Regions from separate parts of the Homo sapiens genome. Here all the other regions are linked to region 2. A link is a loop called in an ENCODE intact Hi-C map of the cell type or tissue named here. Cell type or tissue: GM12878. All regions are shown on one strand. Links, peaks and the distances in the headings refer to the core of each region. The heading gives the core; the rest is flanking DNA. Region 1 has its middle 120 kb from the start of ARRDC3. Region 2 has its middle 550 kb from the start of ARRDC3. Region 3 has its middle 260 kb from the start of ARRDC3.

What was found. Peaks named below come from ENCODE experiments on the same cell type or tissue, not always from the same donor. Only the 100,000 strongest peaks of a DNase experiment are listed, where the experiment ranks them.
Region 1: a loop joins it to region 2, with 2.7 times the contacts of the local background. A loop is called at or near these places in 8 of 110 quality-filtered maps.
Region 3: it touches region 2 in a loop (4-fold over the local background); 8 of 110 quality-filtered maps call a loop at or near these places.

What each region holds. Positions count from the first base shown.
Region 1 is chr5:91,495,581-91,506,827 of GRCh38, reverse strand. No RefSeq gene overlaps it. Among named protein-coding and RNA genes, the nearest start is that of ARRDC3, 120 kb to the right of the region's middle. In GM12878, for the core only: a CTCF peak has its summit at 6,709 (motif pointing left); no DNase peak of the experiment used is centred there.
Region 2 is chr5:91,923,508-91,934,754 of GRCh38, reverse strand. No RefSeq gene overlaps it. Among named protein-coding and RNA genes, the nearest start is that of ARRDC3, 550 kb to the right of the region's middle. In GM12878, for the core only: no CTCF peak of the experiment used is centred there; a DNase peak (open chromatin) is centred at 5,291.
Region 3 is chr5:91,636,790-91,648,036 of GRCh38, reverse strand. No RefSeq gene overlaps it. Among named protein-coding and RNA genes, the nearest start is that of ARRDC3, 260 kb to the right of the region's middle. In GM12878, for the core only: a CTCF peak has its summit at 6,083 (motif pointing left); no DNase peak of the experiment used is centred there.

The DNA.
Region 1 (11,247 bases), core at 2,122-10,121, 430 kb after region 2:
TCTGAATGAGAAAGTAAATGCAAAATGCATAGTGCAATATCCCTGATACACTGAAGTACTCACTAACTGTTCACATGGTAATGATGGATGATGATGATGCATGTCTATTTTGGTTCTGATAATTTCCAAAAATTTTGACTGTTGAAATTAAATTGAACAAAAATTCCAATATTTAATCATTTTACCTATAAAAATGATCGTTTCATACAGCTCAACCTAATATTTCTAAGCCTACTACTGGTTCATAGGAATAAAAACATCAGAGGAAGATGTCTGTGCCCTCAAAGTTCATCTTAGCAGTCCCTCTTCAATTCTAACACCTCATGAAATTGTTGTAAGGATTAAATGAAATAACATACATAAAGTAGTAACAGGAGTATTTATAGCAGGCCTGAATACAAGTTAGCCATTATTATCCTCTTCAACCTGAGTTCCAGGAGAGCAGGAACTTCCTGTTTAATTCACTGCTGAAATTTTGCTCCCTCAACAGCACCTGGCACATTTTCAAATAAATTACTTACAAAAAGAATTTGGACCAAAAAAAAAGTCTTCAAAGTTTCTTGTAGTACCTATCCAATATGCCCTTTTCTTAGAATTGTCATGTATTAAAAACAAAAATTTTTGTTGGATTAAAAACTATCACTTGGGTCTTCTTTTGTCAAATATTCTGTTTCTCTTTTGTTGCATGATTTTTCTCCGTCTGTAGCTTACTCATTATTGGTATTTTTTGTAGCACCTAACTTGTGGGCTTAAGAGAAACTTGTTTTCAGACTACCTGATACAAGCAACAATATCTTTTAACAAAGGTGTCTTCTTTCTGCCTCCCTCCTGGGTGAATGAAATACAGTAATCCACATCTGCTTTGTTCATAGCAAGCAGTGTGAGACTGAAGTAAAAATTCAAAGTTACCAAAAATACGGCAAGTGTTAACGGCCTACCAAATATACATGTGCTTCCCCACATTTTCCTGCCTCCTTTTTATTAGGTAAAGACCCATGACCAATTAGTACGGTCTAAGAGAAAAAATGGTATGTGCTTCTTCCTGCCCAAAACATTTAAAAGCCTATGTGTGAGGCTCCATCCCTGCCCTAGTCAAAGAGGCCATGTGCTTCAGACAGTGCATTCATAGGAAGCAGAGTCTCCTATAGCCTATATTCCTTCAAGGCTATTTAAAACAAAGCCCCACACACCCATGTTAGACTTGTAGCACAAAGGAAAAATAAACTCTGTGTGTATGTTAAGCCACTGAGATATTGGAATTGTTTGTTACTGAAGTTCAACTTCTCACCTTGACCAATAAAAAGAAAAAAATATGTATCTAATAACTTAGTGATCCTGGCCTGATCATAGACAAAACATATTTACTTATCCTTACCCTTCTAAAAAACAATTATTTTCAAAATAAGTTTTAAAAATTAGTTTGGAGAGAAGATCAGGGACATGATAAAATAGCAGGAAGCAAAGGAACTAAAGCATTGAATATGATAAATGGAAGAACAGCCATCAGAAATGCAGTAAGACAAAAATTGAGATTTATGCTACTAGTTCATAACACACATAGAAAGAAAAGCAATATTCTAGGTTTCATAATGCCAGGGAACAGACACCCTGTTCAACATTAATGGATATTGTATGTTATTATGCGCTATTATTGCTTGTATTAGAATTCTAGACAGATGTTCACCAGCTGACAACATAACTCTTCAAGAATTTCAAATAGAGACCATCTGAGATATGAGACTGTGAAATAACATTCTACATCCGTGGGTCTCAAACGTTAGTGTGATTAAGAATCACCTAGGGATTTGGTGGGAAATGCAGATTCTTGAGACTTGCCTCTGGTCATTCTGGTACACTGTGCTTAGGGAGATGCCTCCAAACTGGCAGTTTTAGCAAGCACTCCTGCTGATTCTGACGCAAATGGTGCATGTATCCATACTTAAAAGTATCCTTTACTAGGAACAAATTAGTAACTGGCTCTAACATAAATGTAAAACACCCTCCCACACATACTCCAATGATTGCTTTTCCCTACACATTTGTTTTATCAGGGTTAATTTCAATATCATATTAGAGGGTTTTCTCCCTCTTACTTAAATATGTGTGTGTGTGTGTGTGTGTGTGTGTGTGTGTGTGTGTGTGTGTGATAGAAAGGTGTTCTTACACTTATGCTGATATCTAAATAACTCAGTAGTTTAAATGTGTATTTGGTTGAAAATAATCAAAAATATTTTTGTATAAGTATGTGTTCTGTAAGAATGTGTTATTTTCATTTTTACCATCAGTGATGTCATATCTGAAACAGAGGTTTCTTATTACTGTTTTAATTAGAACAATCTACAAGGATTGTTATAAGAATTAAATGAGATATTATATGTAGTTAGAAGAGTGCTTAGAATATAGTGAGCCTCAATAATGTCAGATATTATTAACCACTAGAACATAAGTTTCATGAGAAAAGAAACTTCCTATGTTTTACTCTTTGCTGTAACTTTTGCTCCAACACATATATATATGATAAATATTTGCTGAATAATGGATGGATGGATGCACAGATGAGCAGAAAATGGTTTTATCACTGTCATCTTCTAAGGTTCACACCATTCAACAGCCCAAGTATTTAACCTCACACCTGCTCGGATTAAGTTTCACTGTCTGTCTTCCCTTCCTTGCCCTCAACCCCATATCCTCAACACCCTTAGCTCAGGCATTTAGTCCTGCTCATCCGTAATTCTAAAAGGTCAATGTTTCAGAGTGGCCTCCATTCAGAGTTCCCTGAAGTGAACTCTGTTATTGCTTGACCCCAAGATGTTGCTCAGTGGTACAGGATCTGTGCACATGAGGCTGAGAACTAGTGAGTCCATCTCTATGCCAGGAATCCAGGAGGTCATATGATCATTGTATTCCAGCTACTGAGTGGAATTCAACAGTCTCCAGTGGAAAACATACAATTTGTAAACTTGTATTTGGGCAGCATACAAGATGCTCCTTAGACCATGAGAGAACAGCAACCTGGCCGAGTAAGAGGCTGCCACATCCCCATCTGACGTCAGAGTGTATCAACAAATATCTCTGTGCTGATAAGGGAATAATAACGTTGCAAGGAAAAGAAAATATTAGCCTAAATCTCTTTCAATCTCCTAAGATGCCAGGCAGATGGATTTTTAAAAAATGGTAAAAAAAAATATGTAAAGCCTTCAAAAATCATATCAACTGCATACTATCAAATATTACACCACGTTGTTCTGACAAAGAAACTTTGACTTGCAATACAAGTTACAACACATCTGCTAGTAATTATTACGATGATTTTATTCCTTAATTTTGAATAATGGTTGTGTTCCTACCTCTTAAACCACACAGACATACATTGTACATGACATTAATGTTACATTTGTTTCTCATTATACACGTTTCTCATTAACAACTAATTAGTCTTGATTTTTCTCCTTAAACTATGTACTATTAAAAGAAATAGACCTTAAAAAATGTCAACAGCAGTCAAAGTCAATATTAAAGAAACAAACAGTTCTGGCCTATAGTTAACCTTACAAGCAAGAGGAAAAATTGACCACTCAAGTTCCCTGTTTAAATTAACCAAAAAAAGAGTGTGAAAAAAAGTATGCTTTATACAGCATATATTTTTGTGGAGGAATAAAAAGAGATTAGGTGCACGGCAATTGGAATAAAACTGGATTATATTAGATTTGTGCCACCAATATGTTTTATCCCTGCTTCCTCTCCTCATAGTTAGAGACCTGAATGATGTATGTTTCTTGAACAAAACAACCAAAACATGGTTTCAATAAATCACCCTGCATTTAAACAAAAAAAAAATGCTTAAAATGTTATTTTTAAAATCTGAAAAATCAACTGCCAAACTAAAACATCCTAATGATGTCAAACAATATGCTAGTATAATAAAACTGGAGGAAAATGTTTCATTTTCTTTTCTTTGTTATAAACTCAACAATGTTTGACACCTGTTAGAAATAAAGGATATAAAATGTATCCAGTCTTTAACACCTATATTGGGCTGCACTGAATTTTAAAATATAAAAGAAACCTAATGATTCCATGTCTACTTCACTAATAATTTTAAATAAGTCTTAAAACTCCCCCCTCATTATTTGACTAGAAGCAGAATACTTCTAATTGCTTACACGGCCTGCAGCAATACTGCATCATGGGAAGAGATGCCTACAGCTGTAAGGCTTCCTGCAGTGTGAGAAGGTAGAAGTTCGACATGTCCCCAGCTTTACCCTGCCCATCAAGGGTTCAAAGTAAAACAGTCCTGACATTGACCTCTGAAAGACCCAACAGCTAAAATAGCCTTAACAAGGTATTAACACTGCAACATGCTTCATAAACTGTTGCCAGCTGGAACATGGGCCAGGGAGGTGAGGCATGGGAGACAGAGACTGATGAAAAGAAAAAAAGAAGTCATTTCATGGCTGAAAGAGACAGGGCGACAACAGAAAATTAAAGAATACAAAGTTAGTGGAGTTTTTCTGTATAATTGTTTCACTGGGGACAAAGTCTAATACAGAACAGAGATCAAGTAATATATTACTACTCAAACCATTGGAACTATTTTATACCTTCTCTTTCATTGCTTCTCTTTCATTTCCAAATCCATTGTTTCCATTTGGATTTGGAAAAATGTAAAGCAGGGTTCTTACTGTTTTCTGTTGGCTAAAAAAAATTGAGACTTATTGCTTTGAGAATATTTCCCAAATGTTTTAAGAGAGGGGGGAAGAGGAGAAGAAAAAAACCACCATTTGAACCCCTAAGAAAATAAAGTAGTCCTAATTCTAACAATGACCTAAATCTGTGTTTCTCAAGCTGTAATGTGCATAAAAATCACCTGGAGATCTTGCTAAACTGCAGTTCTGATTCAGTGGGTCTGAGATGGCACCTGAGATTCTATATTTCTAAAAAGGCCCCTGGTGATACTGACACTGCTGGTCCACAAAACAACACTTTGAGTAGCTATGACCTAAATTCCACTGCAAATCAGCAGAAGTTCCTAGCAGATGGAGCCTTTCAAAGAGAAATTGATAATTGGTCTGTTTTACTCTTAGGTGTTTAAGGTAGATCTAATACTTGGCTTAACTTTGTAATTTCTCAATTTCTCTTTTGCATACTCTGGGCCTTATTTTCTTCATGTTTCTTAGCCACATTCCATGGGAACCATGGAGTATTTCATAATTGGTATTTGATTATTGTTTCCCTTCTGTCCTATATATCATATATAGGTTATTTGATTATTGATGAAACATTAGAAACTTATCTCCTCCTAACAAACTGGAAGAAGACAATTTCAGGCTGACTGATCAGGTCACTCCCCTACAGGTACCAGAAAATAATTGCATGAAATTGGGTAGTTACAGTAAAAAACTGAGGAACTGTAAGAAATGGGATGAGACAAAGGCTATGTCCATATGAATCCAAACATCCAGTCTTTTCACCAGGAATAAACACCAACCCAAATAAGTATTTGATAGGAAGTAGTAAAAACTAGTAACTGGTCAACCAAACTGGTTTCTCAACCAGTTACTTGGTGCCATGTGGTCACAAACATTATGAGAAAGAGAGGCTGGGGGAAATAAGCCATTATTATTTTCATGTTCTTTATTGTTATCAAAGATAAAGAGCTTTATTGTCATCAAAGATAAAGAGCTAATAGAGGCCATTCTGGAAAAAAAAGCTGGTAAGAAAAGTATAGGACTTCATTAGAAACTAAATTTAGAAGAGCTAAAAAAGTACGGAAAAGCAAAAAGCAAGGCATGCAAGCAATAGATAAAATGGAAAGGCTCCTTGCAATGGAAAGACTTTATCAGGGAGTCAGGGCTGTGGAGAGCGGAGAGGATCCGGGAAAAGGAAGGAGGTGAAGAAGTCACAGGTCAGGACAGAGACACAACATGACAAAACCATTGGAATGAAGGAAATAGTTGTAAAGTTACATTAACATTCTAAAATATCAAAAAGTGAAAACAGAATTCCAAAATTCAGAATATTTTATCCACAGTAAAATCTACATAATAATGTAAGGACTATAACAGGAAGGAAAAAGATTTTTTTCCTTTTGAGAAATCTTCATCACATAATTTAGGCAATAAAATTCTGTGGATTTTAACAAAGCAAGATATCTTTGAATAAAATGGCATTCATAAAGATAGCTGAGCTTCCTTCTATTACACTCAGTGAGACCATAAAATCAGAAGAATATCTCACCAACACCTTATCACCATGAAGATATACTGTTCTCATAAATGTAGACGGCAGTAGTCAGAGGACACTGTCTTATGTCTGCTTTCTTTTTATTAAAACTACAATTTAAAATACTATCACAAATGGACAACTAAAGTCTAGATCTAAAGCTGTGGCTACTTTTGAGTGAATTAGTACATTCTTAATCCAAAACTAAAAATATTAACTCTAAATAGATTTACTGGAAGTTACCTTATTTTTCTACAAGTGATATAATGTTCTGCAAAAGGAAACACAGTAGAATAAGAGATCTGTTTAGGATAAAAGCACTCCATTTTTTAACTCCCCCCAACCACCAGTATCATCATGTATCTCTTCATCTCTTCTTCTTAATCCACTTTTTCACTGAAAAAAAAAAAAAAATCTGAAAAGAGAGGGCTGGGAAGGAGGTGCAGCAATTTAACTTTAGTCTTACAGTGACATCTAGTGGTGATAAACGGTTATACTAGCGAATGTGTTCCTATTTAGTATAAAAGTAGAAATTGATCCATTAAAAATGATGTTATTTCAATGAGGATCTTCCATCTCTATGTAAGTGTGGGAAGACCTTTCCTGATTGCTTCTACCACTCTGTGTGTCCTTAGGTGATTAGCTTTTATACTGTTTAACACCCATTTGCTGGCTTTTCTGTCTTGCCTGCGTAAGGTGAAAAGATACAAGATCAAGTCTTGTATTTGCTGTACTCAGGTTCTTTACCCATTCCTTATGCTATAAGTTAATAACATAGGTGATTCAAAATAATCGTTCACGCTGGGTGCGGTGGCTTATGCCTGTAATCCCAACACTTTAGGAAGCTGAGGCGGGCAGATCACCCGAGGTCAGGAGTTGGAGATCAGCCTGGCCAACATGGCAAAACCCCATCTCTACTAAAAACACAAAAATTAGCTGGATGTGGTGGGGTGCGCCTGTAGTCCCAGCTACTTGGGAGGCTGAGGCAGGAGAATCTCTTGTACCCGGGAGGCAGAGTTTGCTGTGAGCCGAGGTCGTGCCACTGCACTCCAGCCAGGGCGACGGAGCCAGACTCTGTCTCAAAAAACTAAAAACTGTTTTTTTAAAAAATGTTGTTCAGCATGTGAGCAAATACTTTACCACACGCAAAACCAGCTTAATAGCAACCTCATTTTACTTTCTTCTTCCTCCAGAGCAACTGAACAAACCCGGGGACAGGTCCCTAAGCCTCTTCATGCCCAGCCTTTCTTTCCTTGGCTTCACAATATTACAGATGCTAAGATCATGAAATTTGAATTTAAATAGACGTAGATTTTATTCTTATCTCCTAAATGTGATCTATGTGACCAGGAAACATTGTTTAACCTCTATAAATTTTAGCTATCTTACTGATGAAATGGAGCTAATCCTTACCTCATAGAGTTTTCGGGGGATTAAATTGGATGATGCATAAGAAGCACCACAGAGCTTGGTCCGGAGAGATTGTTTAATGTGTTTGGTAGTTTGCTTTGGTAATTTTCTTCCACTGAATTCACAAGCAGACAAATATCCTGCCAGTTCCCAAATATTCAACATATATGCCAAGCTGTGTAACTTTACTCAGTTTGTAAATTTACACAGCCAAGCTGCTCCCTTTGGTTAGAATACCCTTTCTTCTGGGCCCAGCTGAAGTATATCCTCTCCCAGAAAGAAAGGCTGCCTTAATAATAATGTCTCTTACATTTCTCCTTTCTCCAGTTCCTAGAGCAGCTATTTGGTTCTTGACATGACCTGCCTTGTTTCACTAATACCCCTTCCAACTAGATTTTACACTGCTTTAGGGCAGGACCCAGGGTCCAGCACTGAACAGTTTCATATAATAGGTACTCAGCAGACACCAGCTGTTTATAATTTTGAAGTTTGGACGTTGTGAAGTTCAGGTGTATGGCATTCCCTTAGGCAAGGGTATAAATGGCAGCTTCTCAGTCCACCTTCAACCCACAGATCAATTTTCTTTGATGAAACCATGGTTTTCAAACATCTGACAGTAAATGAATAGACATTTTCCAGTCATTATTAGTGGAAAATCTTCTCCTTGACCCCTCGTTTCCATATAAAGATGCCTTCAGGTAGCATCCCTAGCCTCTTGCCTCATTTTATTTACATGAATTAGGAGTGATTAATCTGATTAGTGGGTGGTGTTCACTTATTAAAAACTATAAGGAATGAACATCAAGGGTTTTTCTTTCCTGTCTGCCCTGAACCAGTGCCAACCAGGGATCTGGGTAAATGGAACTCATGGGATCACCTGAGGCACTATCCCAAGTGATAGCTAGCGGCAGGGGAGACGTAGCAGGTATAGAGGAGGAAGGACAATGGACTATTACCAAACCACCTTCTCCAAAAACTTTCTCACGAAAAAAGTTTTTATCTGCCTAACCCTTGCATCTATCTCTCAACTCAGGCAGAAGAAGCGCATCCAGTTAGCCTTTCTAAACCCTGACAAGTCACATCAGCACCACCACTCTTCCATCTTATACTTTCTGCTTGCCTAAAGACTCTTGAACCAAATATCAAATTTTAAACAAAGACAGGATCTGACCCTACCTTGTATGACCCTGACTTACTCACCTCGGCCTCATCTCAGCTCTCATTTCACTAAAAACTATTTACCAAAACAGGCAGTCAATCCATAAGGCATAGGAGACCAACCTGACTTTTTAAAATATTGTGTTAAAATTTATCTTGATTTCTGAATTGTTCAATGTCTCCTTATATTTTGCATCTGAACACCTCACTCTCCTCCCCTAGTGCCAGCTCCTCTGAATTGTAACCTTCTTCTCAGGGACCTTTCCAGCAAGAGGTTAAGTAACAAGCTCGAGGAAAATGAAGCCAGCACTTTTAACTCATAGTACACCCATGGCAAGAGAAATTTTTTTCTCCAAGCATTTGGGCATAGGGTACGAGGAAGGCCAGAGTTCTTCCTTAGAACAGGACTGGTAGAAAGGAGTTCCCACTCCTCAGGGACTGCTGAGTCTGGAGCTAGGTCTCTGGTGCTACCAGCAGGCATCTTCTGCATCATTTGAAAAAAGCTTGTGTGCAGAACAAAGCCAATCAGAGACCAGCATGATAAAAGCTAGATAGAAAGAGAGAGTCCAGAGGTACTGAGACCCTTTCAGCATCCTAGTTTCCCCAACAATTCCTTCAGGCATGTGAACTAGTGGAGCTGCAAGAGCCACCATGTTTCCTTTCTGCTCAAGGTAATTTGAATTAGGTTTCTGTCACATGTTTCCAAAAGAGTGTTGATCAATTTCAGGATCCCATCTCTAAAAGTTCTTTGATGTCTATTATTATCACCCAAAAAAAAAAAACTTTTTCCTGAATTCTGTTGGCTGGTCTAACCTGAAGACCTTAACCTTCAGGATGGTAAATATTCCTACACGGAGAGCTAAGTATTGTCCCATGACAAATGGAGAAATGTTTAATAACATGACACATTTCGTATGACCTGAGATGCCTGTGGAATTAGAGCCATGCGCTGCACAACGACACTTCAGTCAATGACAGACAAGATATGACAGTGGTCTCAAAAGATTATAATACTGTATTTTTACTGTACCTTTTCTATGTTTAGATCCACAAATATTTACCATTGTATTACAATTGCCTACAGCATTCAGTACAATAACATGCTGTACAGGTTTGTAGCCTAGGAGCAATAGGCTATCCCACATAGCCTAGGTGTGTAGTAGGCTATACCATCTAGGTTTGTGTAAGTACATTGTATAAAGTGCGTGTGATGAAATCATCTAATGACACATTTCTCAAAATATATTCCCATCACTAAGCAGTGCATGACTGTACTAGAAATCCATCACAACTTTTCATTCAAAAACAGCCCCAAAAAAGTTAGGAACTAGTTGAAGTTTGTAATTCGTGTCCTAAAACTTCTTTCTAAATTCCTCTATGTATTTTCAAAACTCCCTCTTAGACATACTGTGCTTCCAACTGTTCCTTGATATGCTGGATTTCAGCAGAACTTGCAGAATGAGAAAATGACCGCAAGACATCTAGAATTCCTTCCCCAAATATCTAGGAAACTTAATAAACCTAAGAGCAGGGAAGTTCTACTTGGAGTGAACCCTATTCCAGAAAATTTATCTCAATAAAATGTCAGACACCTCACCCTACTTTTTCCAGGGAAACTGGGACTCGAAGCTAATGGGGTCACAGAGAGACTGTTCTTCCAAGGGCTCCTGGCCATTTCTGGGTTCTCTGAGTAGCTAATTCCTTGAGCCTACACAGATGACAGGACATTCAGATTCTAACTGTGAGCAGAAATGTATAGAAGATGAATCCTGATTTTTTTAACTTATCATAAATAAGATTGCTTTTAATCACTCAATAAATCATCTTACATAGCTAGAAATCTATAAACTATTATTTTTAAATGCCTAAATTTTGTCTAAAAAGAGGGTGTGGTTTTGTATTGTCACTTGTAGATCACAGCAAGACAGGGTCCAGAGGGTTTACCCCGTCCTCAGCACTAAGATAAGCCGTAAAGGGACTTTATAAGACACAGGTTACCCTTTAGAAGCTTAGAGCAAATAAATGTTTAAGGCAGAGGCTGAAAACATGGGGCATAGTCTATAGAAACTCTAAGTGAGGTGGGAGGGCTGCTGTGTGTAGGTTGTACCCTGCTGGGGTGGTGCTGAAATCTATCCTTTATCTTCTCACCAAACCATGAGTCCTGGAACCACTTTCTAATTGCTCCACCCAGTGGGGGCTCCCTTTTGCAACTCCTCCAGGAAGAAGCAGAATGAATTACAGGACTCCCTAGAGGACAACAGATCCTGGATTTGAAGTTTCTGCTCTCAATAGTACAACCAAAGCAAGTGGGTAGAACCATGGGGCTTTATGTCCAAATGAGCACTACTCAGGATTCCAGTTTTGAATGAAGTAGCAAAGAATAGCAAATAACTTTGATAACAAAATGAGTTGATTTCTGATAATAAAATGAAACTGATAACTAAGTCATTTGCGACT
Region 2 (11,247 bases), core at 1,899-9,898:
TACTTGATCAAAAAGATCATTCAGAAGAGCATGATGTAGTAGTCAAGGCTGTGGGTTTTCAAATACTTTGGACTACTGTATATAGGACAACTTTGAAGGGCTAACTATAGATTGGTGAAAAAATTACTAAAACCATAAATTCTTCCTGAGCCATGGAATATAATTCTTTAAAATGGAATTTGGCTAGATCATCTATAAGATCCTTTTCAAATCTGACATTTTATACTCTTATACTAAAGTAAGAGAAAAGAAAACTTGCAATACATTTCTTTAACAAAAACATTTCTGCTCTTAAAATGGTGTGCTCTGATAGTCTTATTTCTAGATGATTCTTTCATGGTCATGGAAGTATATAAAATATTTACCTTTCAAATTTAACAGAAAAAAATGAACAATGTAATGAGGTTTAAAGGAGAATATAATTAATGAACGAATATCTATCAAATATTTATTATGCAGCAAACACTGTGCTTGATGCTGGGAAATATGGAAAATAATTCTTTTTTATTTTTTTTTTTGAGACGGAGTCTCACTCTGTCGCCCAGGCTGGAGTGCAGTGGTGCAATCTCAGCTCACAGCAAGCTCGGCCTCCCGGGTTCACGCCATTCTCCGGCCTCGGCCTCCCGAGTAGCTGGGACTACAGGCACCTGCCACCACACCCAGCTAATTTTTTGTATTTTTTTTTTAGTAGAGACGAGGTTTCTCCGTGTTAGCCAGGATGGTCTCAATCTCCTGACCTCGTGATCCGCCCGCCTCGGCCTCCCAAAGTGCTGGGATTACAGGCATGAGCCACCGCGCCCGGCTGGAAAATGATTCTTAATTATGGTCCATATGTTTCAGGATTTAAAATTTTAAATGGAGATACACGACCAAAATGCATAAAATAACAACATACAACTGTTTAAATATTATTTAACAATGAGATTGCCTTTATTTGCAAATATTTAAAAAGTCAATTCAAAATGGCTCTAACAATATAAAAATGTATTATGTATGTTAGAAAAAGTCATGAGTTAAGGTAGCTCAGGGATTGGTTAATTCATTTCTTCCATCCAACAGACCTGCCATTTCCATGTATGGATCAGGATGTATTGGTACATTTGACAAGAATTGAAAAGGGTCTGAAAATTAGTAGTCACTTATCTTGTATTTTCTAATTTCAGTGGTTCCATGTTGGTTATATAGGCGAATGTCCATGTGTTTTAGAAAACATTTAGAAAACACATGTTAAAAGTATTATGAGTTACTATGGTCTGAATATTTTTGTGTCCCCTCCCCACCCTGTGAATTCATTTACTGAAACCTAAGCCACCCTGGGATGATATTAAGAGGCAGGGTTAAAATCATCATTTAAAAGATGATTAGGTCATGAGAGTGAAGCCCTCAGGAATGGAATTAATGCCCTTCTAAAAGAAACTTGGAGGAGGAGTCTCCTTGCCCTTCCACCATAGGAGGACGCATAGAAGGCACTTTCTATGAGGAATGGACCCTCACCAGACACTGAAAGAGCTGCACCTAATCTGGAACTTCCCAGGCTTCAGAATTTTGAGCAATTAATTTCTGTGTTTGTAAATTTCTCAGTCTAAGGTATTTTGTTACAGCAGCCCAAAGAGATTAAGGGATCATGAGGCAACAATTTGGCAATGTAGTCTCAAATAGTTCAGGAAAAGAAATTCTTTACACTGTTCTTTCAACTTTTCTGTATATTTGAGATTATTTGTAAATAAATAATATTTAATACAAAAATATAAACAAAAATGTGGGCTTTCCCAAAAAAGGAACAATATGACATAAGGCTTAGAACTCTAACATATATTTGCTACATTAATTCACTTAACTAATGTTAATTGAGCATCTAATGGTTCTAAGCACTATCCAGAACTGAGTACAGATGTGTGAACAAGAGAGAAAGAGCCCCTGCCCTCATGGAGCTAAGAGTCTAGTAGACAATACAATTAAGTGAATAGGAAATCAAGATATAATAACCATTCGATGGAGGAAATGCAGGATGCTATGTGCACACGCAGGTAGGACCCCACATACCTACCTTGTAGGGTAGGCATCCTATAAAAATTTGTACCTAAGCTAAAGCCTGATGCTTGAGGAAGAGTTAAACAGCAAGTTGGCTGTTTAGAATAGTATGTGCTTGAGAGAAGTGATCCACATGGAGAAGTGTCTGAATGAATATTTGGAAATATTAATATAAGATAAGGCAACTGTCTGTAACAAATTGAGAATACTTGATTACCACAATTCAGAGCCATGAATTCCCTCACATTTAGAAATCGAGGTAAGAATTGTTTTCCTGTAGGGAAAAATGGATTTTTTTCATGATTGGTGCCAATCTTAGGAAAGCCAAGATTGTGGTTGGTTGAATAAACCATAGATAATGCAGGATCTTGAAAACCATATAATTGATATGGACTTCACCCTGAAAGAAAAATGAATCATTTGAGTTTCAAGTGAAGAAATTTTGTTTTAGTTATTTTGATTCCATTATGAGAAATGCTGTAGTATTTTATTATTTATTTATTTTTATTTTTCTAATTTTTTAAAATAGATTGAGGGGGTACAAGTGCAGCTGTATTACATGGATATTATGCAGTGGTGAAGTCTGGGCTTTTAGTGTACCCTAAGCAGTATACACTAAATCATCTACATTGTGCCCAACAGGTAGTAGTTCATTCCTCACCCCCTTGCCACCCTCCCACCTGTTGGTGTCTCCAGGGTCTATGATTACACACTGTATGTCCATGTGTACCCATTGCTTAGCTCCTATTTGTAAGTGAGAACGTGCAGTTTGTGGCTTTCTGTTTCTGAGTCATTTCAAGAGATGATGGTGAGCCAGACTCAGAAAGATGAGAAAAGTGAAAGGATTCAAGAGATATTTAGGATTTCAGGAATAATCAGAAGTTACGGATGAAGAAAGCAGCAGTTCCAGGTTTGGGCAACTGCTGAATTGTGATGCTCTTCACTGTGATTGGAAGCACAGGAAGAAAAATAGGTTTGTGTATGGAGATGATGAATTACATTCCGGATGAGGTCAGTTTTTCTATGGCGCATCTAAATACTGATGCAAAGGGACTACTGGATATATTCAAGTCTAGAACTCTGAAGCAAGGGTTGGGTTGAACAAAGAGTGTTGGAAGTTTTTGGCATACCCATGACTCGATTTGTTTTGATGGTAGATATTGCATGAGAAACGGATATTTACCTGAATATTAAGTAGAAGGGATGAGATTATAGGGGGCTTGGGATGCTGCGTCTGGACACATTTTGAACAGCAGAGGCAGAAGGTGGGATGTATTAGGGTAGAAAGAGAGAATCTAGGGGTTGAAAAACAGGTTAAGAGATTGGCCAGTAAATGGTTACAGTGATTGTATGGAGTTCTTTGAGTTTGGAGAACGGAGTTCTTTGAGTTTGCTGGACCTCCACGTGTATCACAAGCCATGCGGCCTCCAAGAGTTTCACAAACTAGTGTATGTACAGGCGTATGCGAGGAGCAGAACCACTGATAAATCCAGGGTACTCCCACCAGGTGTGAATGTCCAATGTTTGAAACAACGTACATCACGGTATCCCTTATGCCACAGGGGCCAGTGGGAGATATTAGTGATACGTTCCAAATCAGGGACTTTCCTGGAATGCTAATGCCAATTGTATCCAAGTGTATTAAAAATATCAGAAGACCCCTGAGTTTATTGACCGATCATTCTCTTATGTCCACAGTGGCTGCACTCTGAAGCAAAACTATCAGTGCATTTACAGCAGAAATATCTGCAGTTTGGTATATTCTGTACCACTGGCTGGCAAGAGGGGCAGACAAGGGTGTAGCACTCGAGGAGTGGAGATCTGCCTTCTGAGGAGACTCCAGGTGTTAAGAGAAAGTTGGAAACAAATAGCTTTTTTTCCTTTACTTTTAGAGGATGGCTGTTTTCTGATGCAGAAAGGATTTATTTCAAATAAGACGTTTTCAACAGAAATTAGAAAACTTTTTTCTTATGCATGCCAATGTTGATCTATATGTAACCTTACAGAAGTCACTTTCGACTCTAGAATTCAATGTTTTCCATTTAAAAGCAGGAATAATGCTTTATACCTCTCACATAGATACTGTAAGGTTTCATAAAATATTTACAATATTGTACAAATAGAGTACTAAGAAGATAAAGTATATAAGCTATCTTAACAAATAAGTTTTTTTTCCAAAATCAACAATTCCTATGTACTTAGTTTTAAATTAAGCATGGCTGCTACAAATTTAAAGGGCATATTTAATATTTCTTTCACAAAAATTATTGGAAGAAATGTAAAACCATCCTTCAGATTCTGTATTCAGTTTGGAAGCATATTGTATAAAAGAAAATATATTCTACACTCCCAAAGAGAATGTCAAAAGAATGAGTAAAGCAGTCACGCTGATCCTACCTTTTATATAAACAAGAAGAAGAATAAACCTTCGTGCTTTCAACCAGTTTTGAATACAGGAAAGCAGCTGGGTTCTCGAATCTTCTTTCATCACCTCAGGGTGTAACATGATTATTCAGGAAAAATCAAATTGACTTTATAACTTTGGAAAGATACATCTACAAAGAAAATAACTGAAATGAAAAACTGTAAATTATAGTTATCTATTTGAACAGGGCAAATAATTCACCCTTGTCTCAGGAGTCTCTCGTACTTCAGGGATGAAGCGTGGTTTCTGCGAGAAAAGGGCTAAAGTTAACTGACACCTGTTAGTAAGGATTTCATTATCCCCTATATTTACGTGTTCTTTTTATTGTATTGGAGAGCTAAGAAACCATCTGAAAAATGTTACATCTCTATGTAGTGAGAAAAAGAGTCCTCATAGGATAAAAATTATACTTGCAGCTGATACAATTTGGAAGATTATTGAAACAATTAATATATTTGAATATTTCAAAATCCGCAATTCAAATCACAAATGTGAACATAATGTGATCCGACCAAAAGTGTGGCTCTTACAGTGGTCTGCAGGGAAAGAGTCCTTATTGGAAAACAGGTACTTGCTTTCACTCTCTAAGCATCATGTAGTTTGAGTGTGCCAATAAAAGTCCAGAGACCTTAGTAGTGGGAGAAAATAAGCTCTTTCTCAGGAGAGCAGATAAGAAGCTCAATTAAAAAAATCCTCTTCCCACAACACTTGTTGATTCAAGTGTGAGGACTTGGATTTCACAGCCATTTGCATCCATGAATAAGATTACAAAAAGAACATTACCCTCTTCCATTTTCATTGTCACCTCTTCAAATATTGAGTGACTTGCTTGAGAAAAAGTCTAAGTTATAATCTCAAATAATTTAATACTGCCCTCTAGAGGCATTACAATAGCATTAAGTTTGCTCCTTGTGTGATTTTATTCAATTTTATCTAAAAGCACAACTCCAAAAACTCACAAAAGGGTAACTTTTTTTAAAAGTTACATAAGTTTCAAATTTTATGTGACAGTATCACATTGTGTTGAAGAAATTTAATGAAACTCAATATATTAATATTTCCTTTAAATCTAATCTTGTGAAAATTTCTAAACCATTGGCTAAGTGGCAGTATGTATACTAGAGTCCCCTAGTTGCTATGGCTTTTCTGTGAAACCCTGAAACACATGGAGTGAAATGGTCAATATAAACAAGTCCCCCACCCCACCCCCAAAAAGTCTTAATTTAAATTAAGAATTTAGAACATGAAAAATGTTTCTTTTCCCCTAAGGAAAAAGTAAAGTAGCAAACTAAAAACATTCTCTTCAAAGCATGAGTAATAGGCAATTTGCTTAAAATATGAGTCAGTGGAGAAGAAAAATAAAAGGCTGTTTTTAGAACTGAATACTTGGAAGACTTTTATGGATAGATAACTAGATTAAGCAAAGTAAATTTGGATTTACCATAACAACAGTTATGAAATATATTCAAAGAGAAGAGAATATCCAAGTATTTGGGATTTCTGCGAGAAAAAAATCAAAGATAGCATGAGTTTTATATTAAGAGGAAATTGATAGAAATTTGAAAACTAAGAACCTTTGGAAATCTTTGTCATAAAACACCTGGTCATTTGAAGACTAAAGGACTGGTCATGAGATTCTTATTTTAAAAGGAAAGTTTTATGTTTTCCGTGTAGGCCTGAAAGAAAAAACATTTTTGCTTTATGATTTTTAGCGTTAGGAAATGGTATGTAATGGTGTGTCTTTCCTATTGTCACTTAGAAAGCTATTGGGAAATAAAATGCAATGTCTGTTTTCTCCAATAAGGGCAATTTTCTGAAGTGTTTGTATTGAAAATAGTGGTTGTTATTAATATGAAGCAATAAATTACTAAATCTGCTGCATTATATAGCAGTTTTAAAGAAAACAAAGTGCTTGTTGAAATAAATTACTTCACAATTATCTGTAAAATTAATTACTTCCACTCATTTTTCCATCTTGTTGCTTGTAATCAATGATCCACTCTCACAACCTAGAAGCCTATAATTTTTCTATGGCAAGAAATGCTGTGCACAGATTGAAGTATAATTACAAAAACAAGTATTCAGGGTTAAATTTTGTTAAATTTAAACAATATGAGCTGAATACAATGATATATGAGGAACTTCATCTATATTCACATAGAAGTCATATAATCTGTAAATTTATAATTGAAATTACACACACAGTCACACACAAACATAGTTACTTAATTTAGCTGACTTCCCAAAATACAGAAGTTTTTACCTCAGAAGGAATAAATTATTGGAATAACTGTTAGAGGTTGAGCAAAAAAAAAAAAAAACGCATGAAGAAATAATTTGGGTTTTGGCTTACATATTTAATTTTACAGGAAAACATCCTGTAAAATTACAAAATATTCATTTAATACAAAATACTCAATTAAAAAAGTTTAAAGTTCATGCATTTGTGTTTTCTTTCTCCTTTCTGGATTGTCTTAACTAACCGTTCTACTAGTATGGAGAGGTCTAATAATGCTGGGATAGATATAAAAGTAAAATTATTAATGGAAGTAGAGATTAAGCATATCTGTAGCTTATATCATTTATTTAGTTTACATTATTTAGTGAAATAAAATAACAAAAATTATTTTAATAATTTAATAAAATAATTTAAATAAAATAATTTAAAATAATAATTTAATAAAATAACAAAAATAATTAAAAACCTGAGCAGCAAAAGTCATTCAACTATATTTACATATAAGTCGGTTAATATCTAAGATAATTGAATTTTTAAAACTGGAGAATTTATATTCTCTAAAAGTATGTTGAAATAATGCATATACCTACTAGATAATTGTGTTGACAATGTGAACTTGGGTGTGGAGAACAGGCATTTATATGTTAATACCTACAAGCAATATTTTTCATTAAGAATATAAAAGCATTAGAGTTTGTTTTTGTAGGCACCCATTATTTTGTCTCATACGTTCTTTTTCTAAATGCTTAAGATCTCATTTTTGATTTACTACTCTGTAAATTATTAATAAGCAAACAAGCATATCAAATACATAAATTATATAATATTTTAAAGGATACTTGATTGGTATAATTTCTTTGTTGTTAAATTTTGGACAATATCTTTTCCTACCTTTGCTAATGAATGGTAACCTGCAAAATTGTAGAGGCTAAAAATTATTGTAGCCAACTCTTGAACTTTGTTACAATATAAGTACTCTAGAAGAAGTTTACAGCTGATTTTCAAAAGAATTAGAAAATTCTACCACTCTTTCAGATTTAGGTGGGAATTTATTATAAAAACAATAGGTGTAGAACAGAATTGAAAAAATACAATTATATAAACACATACTTTTAATTTTTTTATTTATTAGAGAAATGCTGACATGCATTTTAATGCATCTAATTTCTAGAACATGTAGAGTGCATTTATACTCATTCATCCTCCCTTAAACGCACTGATGCTTTATTTGAGTGTCTACATATAAAATATAAATAACTCCTATATATGAGTTTTTTAAAGCAGATCTTCATTCCCACATATTTAGAGTCAAAAGTTCTGACTTGCAGCCGAATAATTATTTTAAATAACTCAAAGTAGTACTGATGCAGAATTCTGAAGCCCCACTTGAGAAATTTGAATTTCCTTCTCTGAGTCACCTAAAGGCACAGATTCTTAATAAACCAATATTTCCCAAACAATCATTCATCTTATACTTAGGCATTTTCCCGAATAATGACCACTGTGGAAATCCTTCTGTTGTATTTTCCATGTGGCCAGCTAACAACTTCTCTTCCCAGTCTAAGATACTTTATATTGTTTCTTTTCTTATAAATAAGTGCAAGTTTGTGTGTAAGATTATTTATTCCTATTTGTTTCCCTGTGTCTCTTTCTCTTCCCTTCTCAGCTATTGCTATATGTGGCTACTTGTCTTGCTTTTTTACAGCAAATAAATGTATTATGACTCTCTTATGGAGCACTGAACACAAGTTCAAATTCTGGATATGCCATTTTGTCACAAGGGAAGATGGTGAGTTTCCTGAACTCTCTCAGCCTCAAAGTTGTGCTGCACATCAAATCAATATGTGTATGCTAAGTGAAAATATCCTTCCTAATTTCATTACAAATCTGGCTATGAGATAGATAAAAATGTGTCTTGCTTTTCTGAACACTACTGTAGTAAGTGCTGTTTGGCTTTTGTCGATCTTAAATCTATAGGTCTTGAAAACTCTTCATCCCAAGGGCACTGATTTCCTTCTAATTTCAAAATTATGTAGTCTGGTAGCATTTGACTCATCCTTTCTTAAAATTCTCTTTCTCTTGACTTCTGTGATTCTACTCTGTCCCAGTTTTTTATTTTCAACCCTAAAAGGTTTTTGCTAGTCTCCTCATTCTCTTACTTTATCCCAGGTTTCTATTCTTATCTTTATGCTGCTGTTTTTCTTGAATGGGTTTTTTCCAAATACAGAACCCCTCTCCCAGAGTGGAATATCTATCCCAGATTTCTTGCTTGACTTTTAGCCTTATAAAATTTCCACTAATCCTCTCCATTTGTATGTGGGTCAGACATCTGATTTACTAAATTCTTTATATCCTCCCATCTTTCCTTTTGTGTTTCCAATGCCTGTGAATGGCCCCGACAACTATCCATTGCAGGCATAATCCTAGACTCTTCCTTTTCAATTACCCTCCATGTTAGTCAAGCTTCTCCAGAGAAACAGGACCAACAGAATATATAAAGAGAAAGATTTATTTTAAGGAATTTGCTCACATGATTGGGAAATCCTGACAAGTCCAAAGTCTTCAGAGTAGGCCAGCAGGCTGGAGACCCGGGGAAGCATTGCAATTCAGGTTCAAAGGCTTGCTGGCAGTATTCCCTCTTCTTCCAGGGAGGTCAGTCTTTTTCTATTAAGGCCCTCAGTTCATTGGATGATGCCCATCCACATTATGCAACCTAAGTAACCTCATAATGTAAGCAGGGTAATCTGCTCTACTAAAAATCTGTTGATTTAAATTTTAATCTCACCTAAGAACTACCTTAACAGAAACATCTAACATAATGTTTGACCAAATATCTCGGTACCTTAACCTAGACAAGGGGACACATAAAATCAACCATCAGAATTTCTCACCACAAAATTGATTAGCATTCCTTTTCTATTTTACTTTTTTTTCTTAGTTTTTTGAAACAGGACCTTGCTCTGCCACCCAGGCTGGAGTGCAGTGGTATGATCACAGCTCACTGCAGCCTTGACCTTTTGGGCTTATGCCATCCTACTGCCTCAACCTCCAGAAGGGAGCTGGAACTAAAGGCATGAGCCACCATGCCTGGCCTCTATTTTACTTCTTAATATCTATGGACTTTATTGACTGTCTCCATCCCCTCTCTACCGCTTTATGTCCAGGCTATTAGCTCCTGCTTTTACTATTACAATAGTCTCTTAACTCTCTAACTCTAACTTTTCCTTCCTAATTCATTCTCTATACCAACTGGAATGACCACTGGAATAGTCGTTCTAAAATACAATATTCTGATTATGTAAATACCATGCTTTAAATTGTTAAATAGTTTCCCTTCACTTTCTGTCTACTCCAACTTCATCAGCATAAAATATTAGTTCCTCAAGATACAATTGCTGAATTTTTTCATCCTTTCCTCCTACCACTATTTCATATTCCCAATGCTCCAAATATACTAAATTATCTGTAGTTCAATGGACGGTCCATGCATCCACGCATTTACAAATGCTATTCCCTTTATTTAGACTATTTCTTCAATGCTTCTTTGAATTGGCCAGGAATTATTTATGTTTTATGACTCTGAACAATCACTAACTTCTTTGGTGTCATAGGGATCAGACAGCAATTGACTTGTTGCATTACAGAAGCAGCCAGTGTTATATTATTAACTTAATTAATACATGCGAAATACTTAGAACAGAGTCCAGCATACAGCAAGTGTTCTACTACTATTAGCTGGTACTATTATTTTTAGTTGACAAAAATTGTCTGTATTTATAGTGTACAACATATGTTTTAATGTATACATACACATTTTGGAGTGACAGAATCAAGCTAATTAACATATGCATTACCTCACATACTTATTTTTGGGGGATGAAAACACTTAAAATCTACTCAGTAATTTTTAAGTTATACAATACATTGTTATTATCTATATTCACCATAAGGGACAATAGATCTCTTGAAATTTTTTTATTTAACTGAAATTATTAATATATCTTTTGATCAACATCTCCCAACCCCTCACCACCACCCCCTCCCATTGGTAACTACCATTTTACTCTTTGTTTCTAGGAGTTTGACGTTTTTACACTCCACATATAAGTAAGATCATGCAGCATTTATTTTCCTGTGCCTGGCTTATTTCACTTAACATATTGTCCTCCAGGTTCATCCATGTTGTTGCAAATGACAGGATTTTCTTTTTTTTTTTAAGGCTGAATGGTATTCTATTATGTATATGTACCACATTTTATTTATCTTTTCATCCACTGATAGATACAGGTTGATTCCATATCTTGGCTATTGTGAATAATACTGCAATGAACATAAGAGTGCTGCTATCTCTCCAACATACTGATTTCATATCCTTTGGACATATATCTAGAAGTGGGATTGCTGGATCATATGGTAGTTCTATTTTTAAGTTTTTGAAGAACCTCCATACTGTTTTCCATAACGGATGTACTAATTTACATTCTCATCAGTGGTGTACAAGGGATCCTGTTTCTCCACATCCTCGCCAACACTTGTTAACTTTTGCTGTTTA
Region 3 (11,247 bases), core at 2,161-10,160, 290 kb after region 2:
GTTTACAACAAATATCCAGTTTGAACTGTGGCTTCAGTTCAAATTATTTCCTCAGAACCACCACAACAACTGACCATAATTAGACAGAAATACATGTCATTTAACACGGGAAAAAGCAACTAGAAAGTAATTTGCCACATTTGAAATCTAAGGTGGAGTCTGAAAAATATGCTTTAATTTTTAGGGTATTTCAAAATAACCTTTGCCCCAAATATTTTTGAAACAAAAGAAATTGAGAAAAATATTTGGCCTGTCTGTGGTTGATACATTTTTTATTTGAAAACCATTGTCAAATGCTCTAATTTGTTTTGTGTCTACCCTAATTTTTTTAAGTCTGAAATAGAGTAATTAATTTATTCACTCATTTAGTCATTCAACGCATATATTTTGAATGTCTATTGTGTGTCGGAACAGAGCTAATTCTCCAAGGGGACGAACGTAGACTAAGTAGGCAGTCAAATAATGTATGACAGTGCATATAAGGAAATAACCTGTATACACTGATACAGGGGGTATGGGGGAAGGTTTGGGCGAAGGGAAACTTTTTAGATAAACAGAGAATGCTTGAGACGTTAGGAGTGAGACTGAGACTTTTTTTTGATGTGGAAAGCAAATATAATGTGACTGAAACAGTCTCATATGCATTAAAATGATTGTAACACATCTGCCCTTTATTTATCACTGTTTCCCAAAATGTTCACCTTTGTTCTGAAAATGCGACTAAAATTCCAAAAGTTAAAAGCAAGAGAAAGTTTGGGTGTGAAACAAGGACTTACAATATAATTGCTCTTTCAACACTTAATTACACTGTATATTTTGAGAAGCTATAATCAAGAATTGAAAGTTGCTTTTTGTCTCAGGTTCAAAAATCATGAAGCAACAATTTACACAATGAATGTATCTTTGTAAGAAATTCTGAAACAGAAAACAATGAGTTGGTTACCATTTCCTAAGTGAAAATGAGTCCAGACAAGGGATACTGCCTCTCAGCAATTTTGGGGGTTTATTTTGTGGATGCTTTTTGAGTGGGAATGGGAGGTTATGAGGGCAAATAGAAGAAGACTCAATAATAGAAGCATTTAGCATAAATACATTTTAAAGACACTTTTGAGAAATCAAATATGGCTAGTTTTACACAATAAATTTTAAAGCATGTGAACAAAAAATTGTTGGCCAAGACAATTTTCCAAAACCTCATTTTGTTCTTATGCACAAAATTGTAAATAAACTATCTATTGCTACCTCTGTAAGCCCTATCAATATAATTATATGTTGTTATTACTTGGTTTCATCCTAGTATTAATACATTTTAAAAATAATCATATTCATCTTTTTATTCCCATTTAATGGAAATAATGTCTTAAGCATCTACTGTAGGAATATTATGACTTATGTATTAATATTCAGACACAGGCAAATATTTAATTCTAGTTATGTAAATTTATATAAAATTACCTTGAAAAATTAAGTTCATATTTAATTATTATTATATTTACTTTAAAAACTGTAAAAATAGCATGTTTTTCTAATAAATTATTATTACTATTTTATTCTCAATTCCTTTTTGTCTGATAAAACAATATAATTCCTATAGATGTAAAATAACATCTAGTTGAATCATTCATGATTTATCTGATTTTATGACCACAGAGTAATAAGAAATGGAGGAAGAGGAAGTAGAGTCATGCACCCCATAACAATATTTTGGTCATTGATAGACTATATATGTGATGGTCTCAGTTATCTATCAGATCATAAAACATAATATATATAGGGTTGGTACTATCCACAGTTTTAGGTACCCACAGGGGGTCTTGGAATGTATCCTCCTTGGATAAGGGGGGACTACTGTACTGCATATACTGTCCATGACATTTTTTCTTTTTAATTCAATCTATGTAACTTAGACAGTTTTCATTTCAGTACATATATGTAGTTTGACACAATTTTCAGTGATTGCATAATTCCATTTTTTAAATAATAATTTTATTGTTTCTACAAAAGATACATGCTTTTTCTAAACTATACTCAAAAAGAAAAATACAAAGAAGAAAGCCTCAAATGATTCCATCACCAGATATCATTGACATTCACTGTACAGCACTCCAAGCATCTCCCCAAGCCCGAATAACTCAGGATATTGCTAGATATATAAATGCCTTGCAAGAACAGGGATCATGTCACACATACCACAGCTCTTTTTTAATTTCTTCAGTTCCTGTTTATTAAGTACAAACCATTCTTTTTGTCATTCGCCAAAAAGAAGTAGCAGCAAAACAAGCCTCAAAGATTTCAGGAAATATGAAATTTAAAACTTTGTCCGGAGAAAACTCTATCCATTAGTTGGTTCTTGCAGACAACTGAGAAGCCTACACAGTGATCTGGAGCACTGTGTCTCATAGAGCAGGTGGCCAAACTCCCCTCCAAGCATGGACACCTGCTGAGGTACAGAGCTCTGCAGCAGCCGCGGGTAGGCCTGGGGTCCCTCAGACTAGTGGCGACCTCCTGTTGCTCTAGTGCTGCTCCTAGAGCCAAGCTTGAGAATCTGCTGCTGATGTGTTTTACAACCTGGGAGGTGTCTGTGGTAGGCAGACCAATGTCCCCCAAAACACTCATGTCCTAGTCCCTGGAACCTGTGAACATAGTACCTTATATGGCAAAAGGGACTTTGCAGATGGGATTGAGTTAAGGATCTTGAGATAGAGAATGATCCTGGATGACCTGAGATTCGGGGGAGCCATGTAGTCCTGAAGATCCTTGTAAGAGGGAGGCAGGAGTGCCAGAGTCAGAGAGAGATGTAAGCACAGAAGCAGAGGTCAGAGAGGGCTGTGTTTCCTATCACTGTTCTAACAAATTACAGCAAACCTGATGGCTTAAAGCAACACAAACATATGACCGTTCTGGAGCTCAGAATCTAAAATGGGTCCACAGGGTTGCATTCCCTCAGGAGACTCTGAGAATAATCTGTTTCTTGGCCTTGTCCAGCTTCTAGAGGCCTCCTCATCCCCTGGCTGGGGGTCCTTTCCTCCATCCTCAAGCCAACAGTGTAGCATCTTCAAATTCCTCTCTAATTCCACTTTCTTATTAGGTACTTAGAAGTATAAAAAAGTAGAGGCACCATCTAGAAGATGGTAAGAAAAGAAAACATAATCACAACTGCTAATCAGCATACACACACACACACACACACACACAGAGACACACAGTCTCTGCTGTTGTTGGCTAACGTAATATTTCAGGTGGATGCTCAGTATTTACAGAGGGCCTAAAAGATGCACAGTGCTAGTTAAATAGATAGACAAAGTGCTGAAATGGATATTGCCTTCCTTTTATTCAAGAAAATGCAATGTTTTGTCTGCCAAGAATTTGACATTTTGCTTAAGGGTAAGATGAGAAAATATTTAGGTAGGCATTAAAGGAAAACAGAGAAATTTAAGTAATAGCAAAATGCCAGTAAAACACACACACACACACAGATTAGCCACAGTCCTTTAGGTAAAGGTCAGAAAAGTATAGAATAGGCCTATAAGAAATAATGGTTACACACATACACACACAGACAGAGGCACACACATGTATAACATAAGACAGAAAACTTTTTGTCTATAACTATTCACAGCCAAAATACGCCTGGCTGTAGAAGAGGCTGATGAAAAATTATCAGGTGGGAAAAATATTCGAGCAGGTGATACATGTTAAAGAACAGGCAAATCAACAATTCATCCTTTAATGCTGTCTAAAAACGTAAAGCAGGGTTGGTACAATTTAGTAAATGCCATCCATCCACAAAGCCCATACCAAGCCAATTTCCAACAGCCAACATTTTCCATCTTATTTTCTCTATAATATTTAGCTCTTTGCTTTAATTACACTTGATATTTGTAAAGAGAAAGCTGGCGTTGTAATAATTGGATAGCTTTTTTATCTATGTTGGCAGAAACAGAATTTTCTCTTATATTTGAAGAGCAATACAAAAGCAAAGTCTCCTTTTCTCACAAACTCAATGCCAAAACTATCCTCTGAGTCACACAGTTTCTTTAAATCATGTTGTTCTGAAAGTTGAGATGTGCTATCTTAAAGCTGCTGCCAGGATCACACTGTTCCTAAGCTAGAACCAAAAAACTAGCAATGTCAATCCGTCAAAGTGTATAGACCTCTCCAAGACATTATTTTTCTCCTCTTTTATTCTCTTCTTCCTTCTGACATTCCCACTTTTTTCTTTCCTTCCTCTTATCCTTCTTTCTTTCCTATTTTATGCTTCTTTTCTTCCTTTTTTCCTTCCTTTTTTGTCCTTCTTTCCCCTCTTCCCCCTCCCCATCTCTCACTCTTTCTGTCTCTCTCTCTCATACACACACACACACACACATTGAGGATGCAAGAGAAAGCAAAGTAATGACAACCTTTTAAAATTACAGATCCGAAAGAAACTTGGGAGGTCCTAATATAGCAAGAAAATCCTCTGCTCACCACATTTTTTCTAGAAAAAAATAATTCCAGACTGAGCTGCAGAGTTTCAGAATCTCAGCACAATACCTTCAGCTTTAAAGGAAAAACTGAATCTTCTAATGGAAAAAAATTCCGTGTTGAATTAATTACTTTTAATATCTATACAACATTTTAACTGTTGGGGATAATGTTTTATTTATCATTAATATCAATCAAATATAAATATATTCTTAAAATTTTTTCATCATCAAATAAGTATTTTAAATTGCATTATGAAATCTAGGAAAGGTGTGCTCTTTAATATGTACTAATGACATTGTGAGTTGACTGTCTGTGCAAAATTCAAATATAATCCTGTAGACTTTTGTTAAAAAGCAGGTTTCCTAAGTTCTCATTCTCATAAGTTATTCTTAGCTATTTTAAAATACCAGAAACACTTCTTAAAAATTTTAAATTCACTTTGCAAGCAAAATAGATAACTCTACATGCGCACAACTACCAAAATTTTCATTTATGTATTCAAAATACCTGTTTTGAAAGGACATTTACCTGTTTTCAGTCACAACTTAGGTGTAAATCTCTAAAATTTTAGCTGACAGGTTTTACTATGTAATAAAACATGTCAAATTCAAACTGACAAGTGGATTTCATTTTTGGAGGGTTTTTCCTCACACCTTTTTCCATTATAATACAAGTACTACTTAGCCATATGATTTTCTGCAAAACTTAACGAAAATGTAAAACATAATGCATGTCTCAACATCTTAACACTTACATAGAGCGTTCTGGGGGAAAAGAAGAGTCTTGCTAAATTCAGAAAATTGTGCTGTCTGTAAATGAAGAGGCTGCCAGCTTTCATCTGTTCTCTTTCTCTAGGTACTTGCATGCCTGCCTTCTAAACCTAGAACGAGGACAGTAATTCCATCCTTGTTGCATCTCTGAAATTCTTCAATTACTCAATTTGTGGAATTAGAATACCGCATTGTCCGGCCACATTTGTTCTAAGCAGATGATCTGGACATAGAGAGATGTCAGCCAATGAGCAGAATAACCACTGTATTTGCAGCTTATCTTTTAATGGAGATCTGGAGAGATGTAAAATGCAACCATCCCATTAAGTGTGCATATGCACCACTCGTTTAATCAACCTGGAAATTACGAGATAATGTATTATATTAATTTATTTTAAGCCACAATTAATATTGGAAATAAATACTAATATGACAAGCTATATAAATTGTAAAGCACTTTTATTGTGGGTGCTGACTCCAGCTTGGTGAGTGGTGAGAGACTAAACTATAGTTCACTGAAATTGTGTGTGTGTGTGTGTGTGTTATAGAATTAATCTATTCTATAACTATCATTATTAGCATGAACATTAAGCAATAAGAACTGGTGCTCTAGTTTAGCTACAGCAGGACATCTTAATTTTGAGCTACATGCTTAGATGAAAAGAGACATAAGATTATATTTGCATAAAAACTTTTAATTATTTAACTTTTAACCTAACAATAGATACTTACAATCTTAATTTTTTGTACAAATGCCTCAACATTAAATAGAAAGTGATATTTATTTATTATCAAATGTCATATAACAAAAGAAACGCTAGCTGTTATTAAAAATGGACCACTACTGCCCCCTTCTGGTATAAAAAAGGAAGAAAAATTATTCTTCTCAGGACTTGAAAAGACACTCCCACTAATCCCCTAAACAGCTGTTTCAAGTCAGATTTACGCCAATTCTTTTCTGACTTAGTAATAAATCTTTCATTCTTCACCTAAAATGCTGAATATTCTGATGTTTTACTGTTGTGAGTTACCTTTCTAGGAAACATTACAAAGTCAGGGAATCCTGTTATTTCTTAAATATAATAAAATGGCTTTATGCAAATTGAGCTTTAAAATAAATTCGGGAAATCATCATTTAAAAAATATTTGAAGTTTTATCATCATTGGTTTTACATTCGATTGTGTGAAAGCTAATACACTTGAATCTATATCTGGCTTAATCACATGAAATGTCATGTTGCTGCGGTTTTCACCAAATTCAAGCTGATACTCACAGACACACTCATTCATTACACTCCTTTCTGACATAACATAAAGGGCAAAAGGCAGCATGATAGATTAAAAAGATATTACGGTACAATATTAATTACAGTATCAGCACCTTTTTCTAGCTCAGACTGCATATAAACGTCTATTTTCATTTTTACATTCAGAATATACTTTGAGGGAGAATGAATTTATTGTATAGTGAATGGGAATTTTGGTCAGATATTTTAATGTCAGGATGGCACCAAGTGTGAGCATATTAGAAAATTTGGAATTTCTGTCTTTAACCCAATTTGGATTTTTGCACGATTATTGTAAGAATGTAAGATTGAGGGAGATTATACAAATCATCACGTATGTAACCAGATAAAACAAAACAGAAACACTTAATTTAAAAATTATACTCTATGAAACTGTAAGCCAAAAAAAATTACCTTTTTCTCCAAAGAATTTTAGAAAAGTATAACAAAACATTCATTTTCAGAAGTGAAATATTAAAATAAATGGTACTGCATTCTTAAATTATAATAATGTCTCCTAGTGTTGGGCATATTACATTAATTTATGAAATCTTCCATTAGTAAAATTACCCACAAATCAATAACTTTTACTACTGTTTAAATACATCAAAATAAAAATATTCAGTATTTCTAACATATCTCATCAAAATATGGATCTATAAACAAGATCAACCTCAGAAAAAAAAATCATCCTCAACCAGCAATGTCATATTGAACTTCCAAATAAGCTTGCTAAACGCCTCTGTTACCTGACTAGGCTCAATTCATATTTTACTCCTAAAGTACCATTATTCCATGTCATTATTACTCATATCTCATTCCAGAATGATTTTGTTTTCTGAAAAATATGTGGCTGTATTTTTTTTTAGTCTTTCCTGCTACCCACTTCAGGGTGTGTGTCTTTTCTACTGAGGCAGTTTAACTTTCACACATTGAAAATGACAACCAGCTCAATTTGATGATGCAGAAGAACTAAATACATCAGGAATAATGGGACCTAATGAGATGTTTGTGTTATACTATATTTCAAATGAAGAAGTGCTGCTCTGTGAAAGTATGAAGAACCCAGGAAGTAGCACCAGAGGGATGATTTCTGAATGGGTGTTTTTACCTATCAAATTTGTGACTCTCCTACAGCTTATCCCTTTGACCAGGAGTAACAGTAGGATGAAACATGCTGACTTTGCTAACTATTCTGTCCTGAGACTCTCTGACATAATCCACTTATAGTTTCTAAAATTCTGTGGTGTGATCCAGATGTTTCTATTCCAACTTTCTCTTCAGATTTTCAAAAATATACAAAGGAATCCCTCTATATAGAGAATAATAAATCAAATGAGGAAACAATTTAAATTATTATTTTTAAGCAGTAATAGTGATTGTATTGTATCACAGGAAAACTAAAACGTATTTGATTTCTAGTTTTAACTCTTTGACTGCATTTAATTATGGTCCTCATTTATTATCACTACCAACAAGGATATGGAGGGCACTTTTCAATACATTCCCTCTGACACTCAGAGGCCAATTCTCTCTGAATGCAAACCACACATGGTACAGCTGCGGAGTGCTGATGCTGGTATGCAGACACTATAGATATGCAACTGTCACTAGGTGAAACCGCATTAATAAATACCCACCTCAAAGAAGAGGGAGGTGTTAAGGCTTTTAAGCCACATTATACATTATATTCAGAAATCTCTGAGTTGCTTGTTGCAGTTCAGAAGGAAGAGGACCCAGAATATTTTAGGTATATATGAAACATTAATATTATATATAATACAGTGCTACTATAATCAAAAGGACAGCCAAAGAAAAACCAAATATGATCTATGTACATTGGAGGAAAATCAACTGTATGAAGACTAAAAAATTTAGATCCAAATTCTAATTTTTTAATTCATATGTGCCAGTTATCCAAATGTTTTAAATATTTGGGAAAATAAAGGCTTTTCCATGTATGCAAATATTTATAGCATTTGTATACATAACAGTTTTCCCAGTTTTAGCATATCTTATGTAACATATATTCTAAACTTGGTAGATCTGTGTACTAATTATGAGAATCATAAAATTATGTTTCAACAGAAAAGAAAAATGTAAGAGAGAAAAAAGTGCTTCAAAAAAAAAGCAACTAAAGCTGTTTAACTATTAATGATGATTTCCAACTATTAGGTAAAGATTTTTTTCCTAGGTAGATCGTGGGAGTTCGTGATAACTATAGGTATGATCAAGGCTTATTTCAATGCTTTGAAATGTCAAATGAGTAATTTTATTCTCTTTTATTTTTAAACTATTTGCAGAGACAACACACAATTATATAATGTTACATTTATTTTAACCTACACTTCTTCCTTCATAAGGTTACTTGTCTAAACATTTCACTAACATTGTGCAATTTTAAACTGAGAAAAAGAACAAAGTTACAAGTGTGACAATTTATCAGGAATAGATTAAGTGACAGCTGTAACTAGAATCAGAATTAGTAGATTATTTTAATAGTTCCAGGAAGAGTATAATTTACAAAAGTACATTTGAACGATGTTAGGAAGATATCAGGAAGAATTATTTGCTTAGTACAGGATGATTTCTTTAAGTTAAACTTCAGTACTATTCTTTCCATTTGAAATGTTTTAAGTATAGAGATGTGTCTCTTGATTCAGCAATTCAACAATTGATTCATTGACATGAGAGAAAAGTGAGCATTTCCCAAAGATTTTGCTGAAGTCATGGAATCTTTTTGTAAATTTATGATTTTTAAAAAATATCTTTTGATAGATTGTCCTTCCTGTGATTGTAATTCTAAGAAAATAATATATGCATTCAAATTTTTTTATATACTAAATTAACTGCAATTCATCTTTCTTACAATTGAATTACTAAGAAAGAATTTATTTAGGCAAAGTTTCATTATATTCTATTTCTCAACTCCCTAATATCTAGAAATCTGTTTTTTTCCCTGTATCTAGAAATCCTTCCTTTTTTCCTGAAACACTGCTCCTCCAGAAATCTTGACTATTTAAGAGGTATTAATCCAAATTTTCCTAAAGCCTAATATATTAACAGTCGATACTATTCTTTTACCAACATAACCCACTTGACTTTAATGCAAATATATATGTGAGACATGTTTTTGTGAAGCATCTTTCATTATGTCCATCAGTATGTTCTTTCATAAGTCTTATCCATTTCAATATCATTTCTTCAGGTGAAAAAAGAAAAAAAAAAGCTTCAAGAGGAACCATTTATCCCTTACACAGTGATGTGTATATTTGGGTATTTCTTAGATTGATGATGATGATGATGATGAGATGATGATAATGATGATGATGATGATTTAAAATATTATATTTTTGTAAATATTGCTTGAAAAGAAGAACTTCAACTTGGGAATTATGCCAGATACAAATACACCTTTCAACTTTAAATTTTGTAATTTTAAAATTTCCCTTTCCAAAAGTTCCTTCGGATAACTTATTATCCTGCTTGAGTTTTTATAAATTGTATGCGTTGCAAGGCAGAATATATTTTGCATTTCTGTCAAAGGTTCAATACCCGTTATAAGTAGAGTTGTGACTATACAAGGACTATAACAAAAGAAATTGCATGATATCCTTACCCTCACAGTGATTACATTCTCTTTCAAAGCAAAATAACTTTAACATAGAGCACAGTCTCTCCTACATTATGGAATGTTAAACTTTCACTCACAAAAAGCTATGCGTTCAGCATATTTACTATAAAAAAGTAGATTTTATTTCACCTATTAACTGATACAAAAGTGTTTTCTCCTTAGAGCCAAGGAGGAAAAAAAGCAAGTGGGTTATAAACACACACATTACAGATAGGTAAATAGATACAAGATAGAAATTCAAACTAATATAAAGATTTGAGCTGCCTTACATTATCGATTTTGGTTAAATGGAAGAAAGAAAGAACATTTTTAGTATAGAAATATGCATATTTATGACATACCTAATTCAGTGTCCAGTTTGTTTTATGATTTTTGTTTACTAAAGAGAAAGAAAAAGAGCTCTCTATACTTTCTGGACAGAAACATCCTGGACTTAACACTAGCCAGCCAAATGTGACCTAACTTTAAACTGCAATTGAAGAGTTAGGTCCTATCAAAACTGCCTACTCATAGGACTCAAAAAATGACCACGTATAAACCCAGTAAATGACCATGCGAATAGACAAGCGAATAAAAGGAAAACTGAAGATCAATCTATAAACTAAGGAACAGAGAATAATTTATTTATGATTGAAAAATAAAAATAAAATATAAGTTTAAAATGTGAATATAAATTTTCATGTGAAGATTGAAGCCATGGTTCTATAAATCTAAATATTCCCTGTACTAAAGTAGTTATAAACAGAAATTAACATTTTATCATTATAGTTTCACCTGGGAAGAAAATTCTGAATTTTACCTATGTCTAAGCAATGCTTTTCTAAATGGATTTTGAGTAAACTCAGAAATGACATCACAAAACAATTAGCCAAGTTCATTAAGGATATTCATTCCAAGTATATTGAGGCTTTAGCCAAGTAGATTGAGGAAAGTAATGACAAATTTTTAATGGCAGCTCATCTCCTTAAAATGAATTTTCTCAAATCTCTTCTGTTGGAACTTGTACAGTTGGAAGCATGCAGTTGATCGTTCCTAACATTTGCATGAATGTGTATGTGCTTGTGAGTGGCCACTATGTGTGAAGTCTAAG